Linked DNA regions of Homo sapiens: region 2 is linked to region 1. The links are chromatin contacts, found by Hi-C or POLR2A ChIA-PET in ENCODE. All regions are on one chromosome and are shown on one strand. The core of a region is the stretch at or near the end of the contact, and the rest is flanking DNA. Distances in the headings are between cores, read along the strand shown. Region 1 overlaps PTPRE (protein tyrosine phosphatase receptor type E). Region 2 overlaps PTPRE (protein tyrosine phosphatase receptor type E).

Region 1 (3,866 bases), core at 81-2,580:
CACAGCTGTTGTGTCACATGCAGCATGATAGTCAGGGATGGATGAGCACCTCTGGGAGGTACTTGATAAATATTGATTGAATGGCTAAATGGTGGGTGGGTGGATGGATGGATGGACGATGGACAGATGGATGGATATGTGGATGGATGGATGGATGGATGGATGGATGCATGCATGGATAAGTGGATGGATGGATGGACAGATGGATGGATACATGGACAGACGGATGGATGGATGGATGGATGGATGGATGGATGGATGGATGGATGGGTGGATGGATGGATAAATGGATGGATGGATAAGTGGATGGATGGATGGGTGGATAGATGGATGGATAGGTTAGTGAGGTTAGAAAAGTAGGCAGAAACTGGATCATGAAGGCCCTATAAGGATTTTGCACATAATAGAAGGTCATTTGAGGAGATTGAGCAGGAGAGTGACAAATGGAACTGTGTATTTGAAAGATCTCTGTGGCTCCACGTGGATAGCAGGCTGGTGTAGGTACAAGACTGGAAGCAAGAGACTAGCTAGGGGGTTGTTGCAGTGAAAGAAGATAGTGGCATAAAATTAGGTAGGTGGCAATGAGATGGAGAGAGTGGGCAGATTCCACACATTTTTAGAAAGCCTGAAGATCAGGAATCAGTGACTGTTCTTTAGATGTGTGGGGAAAAAGAGGGCGGCATCTAGAGTGACCCCCAGTGGGCTGGACAGCTGGGGGGATGGTGGCACCTTCTATCAAAATAATGGGGGAAAGGAAGAGAAGGCTAGGGATGGATCGTTGTGACTGTCATGGGCCAGGAGTGCCTTGTGGCATGGATCTGTTTATAAGCCTATCTCCTTCATTGGACCTCAGGAAAGACCCTCCAGCTTCCTCACCCTTCCCCTGCACATCCAGAGCTTAGTGCAGTGCCCAGTACCTGGTTGGTTTTCGAAGTTATTGGACTAAAGAGTGAATATGGATCTGGGATTAGACAGTCTTTAAGATCATTCCCTGCTTAGTTGTGCTGCTGTAGCAACATTCATACATGGGGGTGAGAGGGGTGACTTGCGGAACTGGCAACTCAATGTGGAGAATCTTCCAGGGCAAGCAGGTAGAGGAGAAAAGGCCTCTGTGCCTGACCTCATATCTGAAGCCCAAGGCAACATGCCAGCCAGACTTTGGGCTCCTTGCCTGTGGACACCTGTGTCTTACTGTCTGCTCTGGGCTCTCCTTTGAGGAGGCCTCTGTCTCAGAACAAATGTCACAAACAATGAATGCCATGCTTCAAAGGAAGCTGATGTATGGAGCGTGTGTCACCTTCCTCTACAGGAATGGGGTTTGGCAGTGATCCAAAGACTCACTGTTATGACATGTTCTCAGGGAAGTAGGTCATATGTCCCCAGGGTATTCAGAGAGGCCTGTGAGTGTGAGATGTTTGGGCTGAGCAGGGCTTTCTTCCTCTCAAGGCTCCAAAGGGCGGGCCAACAGGTCATTTGGTTTTTCTCAGTGATATGTTTTCCTCCTCAAGATTCATCACCCCTCTCTCCTCCTCTGCTTGTTCTGAGGCAAATGGACACAGAAATACATTCTCTGTTTTATCCTTCATCGTTGCTAACCCCTGTGGGGTCGCTGACATCATGGAGTTCTCTTCTGGTCGTGCATATTGTAGCTCATGAAGAAAAGGTTGTAAATCACCATTTCAGGATGTTCTGCCTTTGACCTACTATGACTCCATGGAGTATCCCCTACAGAGCTCTCTGTGGGTCTCTGAGAGGCATTGGTGTGTGGCTGCATCTGGCACCTTGAGGTGAAGATGGGCCAGGAGTAGATCCAGGAGGAGCACAGCAGAGCATAGGAGGTGGCTGGAGAAGAAGGTCAGATGCTGTGGGGTCAGGAAGTGCCTGTCAGAGAAGCACCTGGGAGTTTGTTTCTGGCTGAGGCCAGCAAGGGGTGCAGGCTGCATGACTTCCTTCTTCTGAATCTTCCTTTCAGGGCCCAAGTACAAAGAGAAAACACACATCAAAATGCTTGGAGAATGAATGGCTATTCGTGTATATACCATTTCACTGATATTGATAACTTACTATGTGGCCGATCCTGCTCAAGGGCCTAGGAAGAAAAAGAACTCTCAGCCCTCATTTTGGGGCAAATAAGTAAGGATATATATACAAGGATGTTTATTGCGGCAAAAAATAAAACACTAAATTTATAATGGCAAGGCCTGTCAACAGGGAAAGATTGAAAAGAGATTGATTCTGCATCTGCATCATGGAGCAGTCTGCAGCCCCTGGGAGATATTCATCAGACCTCGCAGGCTGGCAGGGAGGGATTTCCACCCCGCATTGGTAAGAGAGAAGAGCAAGATGCGCTTGCACATTGCACCTGTGCACACTTGCTCATCTGTAATTGTGGGTACAGGGACAAAGGTGTGTGCAGACACACTGCAGGTCACAAAGACTGCATAGAGGCATAGAGTGAAAGTGGGTACAGAAAAGGGGAGGAGTAGGAAGAAAAGAAACAAGGAATCACAGGACACGGCAGCTCGTGTCTGTAATCCCAGCACTCTGAGAGGCTGAGGTGGGAGGATCACTTGAGCCCAGGAGTTCGAGACCAACCTGGGCAACATCGTGAGACCCTGGCTCTGCTAAAAACTAAAGCCAGATGTGATGGCTTGTGACTGTAGTCCTAGCTACTGGGGAGGCTGAGGCAGGAGGATCCCTCGAGCTCAGGAGGGCAAGGCCACCATGATTGTGCCACTACACTCCAGCTTAGATGACAGAATGAGACCCTGTCTCAAAAAAAAAAAAAAAAGCTATATGTTTTTAAATATCATTTATAGTGTGATTTGTGTAAAATTGCATAGACACAGAGAAGGGTTTACGCCATGGGACAGCCACGAAAATGTGATAGCACTTCAGTTTGACTTTAAAAAAAATACTCTTGTGCATTGTTCAATTGTTTTTATAATACAGTGATCACATTTATTTAGTGATTGGAAAAGAGGTTATATTTTAGTTTTGGAAAATTAAATAAGTGTAGATGTGAAAACAAAATAAATAAAAATTCTCAGAGGTATGTTTATCTAAAGTGAGCCAGATTCACGTGCATTCAAAACTCCTCTCCTAGGAAAACCTCCCCTGATTGTCTTCTTCAACTGTTAGGAAATAGTGTTGAGGTGTTGCCACACCCTGAGGCCCATTCTCCCCTATGCTGTGTGTTAGAAGTCTGTCTCTTGCTCTGAAGAATTCAGGTTTGTCCCATGGGTTTACATTTTATTTATCTCTTAATGCTTACATCCTCTGATGCCTCTGACATTTTACCTTGTCTTTGGACAAATTTTCACAATGTTTAAAAGGTATGCTTTAAAAAGATATGCTCTTACATAACTTTTCTGTGCCCGGCTATTCTCCCATATGTTAAAGGAGGCCTCCTTTCCCTGGACCACCATGACCACCCGAGGGACTTGCAGGTTGCCAGGGCATCACCTGTCATGTTCTTTTATGGAAAGAATCTGGACTGGAGCACATGAGCTCAAGAAAAATCTCGGACTTAAAATTCAGTCTACAAGAGAAACTGACATTGTCTTGGACCTGTGTAATGGGCAAAGTTCAGAGTCTCTGGGGTACAGGGAAGTAGGTCAGGGAGTGGGGAAACTGAGGCCTGTTGTGGGACTTCTCAGCCCACCCTAATTAGAGGGGTTGAGCCAACCCCCCAATAAATACCTTCTCATGTGACAGCATGGGACGTGAGATGGGAAAGGCCCATCAGCTAAATGCGAGCCACACCGTGAAGGATGCCCCATGCCATGCCCAAGGGTTTGGGTTTTCTCCTAGGAGGGGTGAAGAGCTGCTGAAGCTTTTGAGCCCTGTAGATGCTTAGATGTGTG
Region 2 (3,833 bases), core at 669-3,168, 46 kb after region 1:
ACATACATATGGAGCACTTATTTACAAAGCATGCTCAAATTCATGATCTCAAGTGGGCCCCCTAAACATGCAGAGGCAGCAGTCCAGGCATGCCTTGTCACCTCTCCCTTAAAGAGGGGAAAACAGAGACCCAGGCAGGCTGGATAAGTGAGTTGTAGGACAGTGGAAAGGAAGTGCCAGTCCCCAGCGGTGCTCTCTCGGACTGAAACGCTGCTCCTCTCCAACTGAAAAAACAGTCGGCTCTCATTACCACCACCAAAGGTGAAGTTCAGACCTGCCAAAAGAAAAACTTTTCCGTTATGAAAAATATTATTTGACAGTTATGCAAGTGACAGAGAACATTAACAAATAAGAACATATCCTGTGGATTCTGCAAACGGTTTGCTGGTTGATAATTATATTTTGGAACAGTTTTATGATCACTTGAGTTGATCTTGGCCAGAGTTCCCAATTATTTCTGCATGTTATCTGCTGACCAAATCCAGCTTTCTAATCTCTTTTCACACACTTGGCATGTTTCCTTCCAGCACAGCCAGTAATTTGTTCATTCGCTCACTGAGGGTTTATCGGGTTTATCAGGTATCTCTTGCAAGCTTATAATTGTGCAAGATATTGAAAAATGAAGTGGTTGATTCTAGTTCTAATTTCAGGAAATATTGCTTAGAGAGCCAATGTTTGAGTCCTTTCTCTACTAAGTATAAATGTGTGTTTTGCCCAGGAGCCTAGAAAAATGATTGATTAGAAAGATTTTAGTTCTGGAAAGTTGAATGGCCTCTGTAATCCCAGCACTTTAGGAGGCTGAGGTGGTTGGATCACTTGAGGTCAGGAGTTTGAGAGCAGCCTGGCCAGTATGGTAAAACCTCATCTCCACTAAAAATACAAAAATTAGCCAGGCATGGTGGCACGTGCCTGTAATCTCAGCTACTCAGGAGGCAGAGGCAGGAGAATCACTTGAACCCAGGAGGCGGAGGTTGCAGTGAGCCGAGACTGCACCGTTGCACTCCAGCCTGGGTGACAGAGCATGACTCCACCTCAAAAAAAAAAAAAAAAAAAAAAGAAAGAAAAGAAAAGAAAGCGGAGTGACTTAGACTTGTCACTTCATCACTCTGAGTCACACCTTCTTGGTCTAAAACATAAAGGGCTGGGTGAGAATTGTTTAAAGACATCTTCAAGACCTAGAGTTCTATGCTCTAGGGTGGTGCTGGTCTGGATTTGGAGTTAGCAACAGAAATCCCCAGAAAGTAACTACTGCATGTGTCGGCCATGACGGGGACCAGCCGCACTCATCCCCTTGTCTTGCAGGATGTGTCTGCATGTTTTGGGGTGAATGTTTTGTCATCTTCCTATGAGAAAGCAGCACTGGCCTAGGGGCTTCCTCCTCCTGCCTCGCTCATTTGTTTTTGCTCTCTCACTGCTCTCCAAAAGAAGCAAGAACATTTTTTTAAAAAGCATTTTATTAATGGAAAATTTTTATTTGAAATATGGTCATTTCCTTTTTATAATGTTGCTTCTATTCAGGAAGGAAAAGCTGAGAATCCGTGGGCTTTGATTTTAAAACTCAAACAGAAATGTTAGTTAATAAAACAAAGGTATTTTTCCCACTGTTCTGAGGGCCATTCTGGCAAATGGTTCCGGGGGCCGCGTGATGGTTTATGTTGCTAGAAGAAGTGATTCACTGGGAAGGTGAACCACTTCATCTCGTCAGAAACCATGGAAACCCTCGATATCACTCTGTTCCCCTCTTAGGGGAGTTCTCAACAGAAGACACACTGGAAAGTGGATGTCACCGGGATGAAGTTAGAAATCCCAAAAGTAGACTATTTGAGCAAGATCGAATTCAAAGGCATCACTATTTTCAAAACCTGTTTTTGGCTTCCTTCCAATCTGAAGCCAACACCGACATTCTGTTATGCTGTTTCCCGTTGTGGGCGGACTGACTTAATTTTTAATGAGTGATTCACTACCCACGGCTGTATATTTTCCGCCTGCTGAGCTGAGAATTAAGTCATTTTCCTTTAAAAAATTCTTTCTGATACCAGCTGAGTAATGTGGTTCTCAGTGTTTGAGACAAGGAGGCATGTTAATATCACTTAAGAGAGGGTGTTTAACCTGACCTAGGCTCTTAAGACACGGCAAGCATGACGCCATCATGAATGGAATGCTCTCTAGAAAAGGAGCCTGTCTCATTCAGCTTTCAAAAACATTTCTTTCTATAAAAATATTTTCCAAAGTTGTGCAATTTTTTGAAACATTTTCTGGGGGTAATACAAATCCAATCCATTTGGGAAGTCGCGTGGGAGGTTTCCTAATGGGAAGCCTGGTAATATCAGGTGTTTCCCTACAGTGTTCGCAGGGTCTCACCCCTGTCCACTCTGATGACTCTGACTGGCCTCTGTCCGTCCAGCAGGGATCTGGCAATCCTTTCTGATCCATAATCTTTATTAGAATAGCACCGGAGGTACTTGTGGCCACCAGAGCTATGTAGCTCCTGTCTTGGGCCCCACCCCTTACCAAACTGTTCCCTCTCCTGGGCCCCTCAACACCACTCCTTCAGGATGACTCTGAAGCACAGGCCGCCCTATCTTTACAGTGAGTCCCTCCTGCCTGTCCTGAGCACTGACCAGTGAGCCCACCGGGTGAGCAGCTGAAGCTCCTCCCTGTGCCCAGCACCTCGGGGCCCCCAGGATCAGATTTTACCCAGTAGAACCCAAGAACCTAGAGGATGGGAAACACAGCTAGCAAGGAGGTGGCAGGAGGGGTGCAGATCAGAGGGGTGAGAAAGGGAGGCTGGAGGGGCAGGTGGAGCACTCAGGAGTTAGTCATGGGGAAAACAACATGACCAGAAAAGGAGCAGAGGTGGGGCCTGTGAGGCTCAGGTACCGAATGTCTGTGCTAAGCAACCACGTGGGGGTCAGCAGGTCACCCCTCTTCTAAGGACATCCGTCTCCCTAGCTGCTCAGTGGAGTCACCTCTGCAAGGCTCTAGGGTTCTCGCCATCCAGGTTGGGCCCTCAGAAGAAACTGAAAAGTTCTCGCACGAAATTCATAGCACACTGAAAATACAAAGGGTGGCAGCTGGGGGTCTCTTTCTTTGGGAATGATTTGCTCTTAGCCCAGCATCTTGGGCCTCAGCTCGGGGCTTCCTGAAGCCGAGCTTCCCTGGTGAAGAGGCCCCCTATTCAGGGCAGCTGCTCACCAACGCTCCTGGGCCTCGGGGCACTCAGGAAACACCCGAGTTACCCTCAGGGCCAGACCGCAGGCCTGGAGCCTCTCCTTTTGCTGATGCACCTGCATCAGAAAGCCAGACACCTGCTCTAGAAACCTAGGTACCAGGTCTAAAATCCAAATACAGCATCAGGAGCCCAAATACCTGGTTAGAATCCAAGTCCCCATTCAGAAAACTAAGTATCATGCAACAAATCCAAATACCTCTTCAGAAACTCAAATATGTGGTCAGAAAGCCAGGTGCGTGCCCAGGCATTTGTAATAACCGCGTAAGTGGGAGTCTTCATTTTTCTCCAGAACAAGTAGCCCCTTTCTGAAATTCATCATAAAGCTAAAAAATAAATAAGAATTGTTTTATTTCAGTGAGGCTGTAGTGCATTTTTTTAATGTGTCTGCTGTGTATATCACAGTGTGCCTGGGATATCTGAAAAAGTTTGAAGTTGCCCCGGTCACAGAATCTAGGGTCCTGATTGAAAATGAGCAGAGGGTTGAGGAAATAGACTCACTGAAATTGCGTATTCAGGTCTATGAAAGACAGAGAACTACATCAGGGGTGTCACAGCAACCCAGGGGCTCCTCTTCTAAGTTTCTTAAATCCCCAGGAAAGGG

The links. Hi-C counts contacts between places; a loop is a spot of excess contacts on that map. ChIA-PET counts read pairs that join two places held with the same protein, here RNA polymerase II (POLR2A). Pooled maps may share reads with other maps.
Region 2: a loop to region 1 is called in a map of endothelial cell of umbilical vein, with 6 times the contacts of the local background. The contact joins two enhancer-like sites. A Hi-C loop is called at or near these places in 4 of 168 maps with a recorded cell type or tissue (Calu3, PC-9, endothelial cell of umbilical vein and 1 more) and 8 of 50 pooled maps. POLR2A ChIA-PET finds 5 or more read pairs at or near these places in 5 of 52 experiments (AG04450, HCT116, PC-9 and 2 more).

Annotation. Positions count from the first base shown.
Region 1 is chr10:127,944,246-127,948,111 of GRCh38, forward strand. The region is part of intron 1 of PTPRE (protein tyrosine phosphatase receptor type E); the gene reads left to right. Among named protein-coding and RNA genes, the nearest start is that of PTPRE-AS1, 12 kb to the left of the region's middle. Within about 2 kb of position 1,331, at least 4 of the 41 ENCODE cell types and tissues checked have a DNase peak (open chromatin) inside an H3K27ac peak, as active enhancers do; they include PC-9 and endothelial cell of umbilical vein, where a contact is called at or near this core.
Region 2 is chr10:127,989,378-127,993,210 of GRCh38, forward strand. All of the region lies in intron 2 of PTPRE (protein tyrosine phosphatase receptor type E), which reads left to right. Among named protein-coding and RNA genes, the nearest start is that of PTPRE-AS1, 57 kb to the left of the region's middle. Within about 2 kb of position 1,919, at least 13 of the 41 ENCODE cell types and tissues checked have a DNase peak (open chromatin) inside an H3K27ac peak, as active enhancers do; they include PC-9 and endothelial cell of umbilical vein, where a contact is called at or near this core.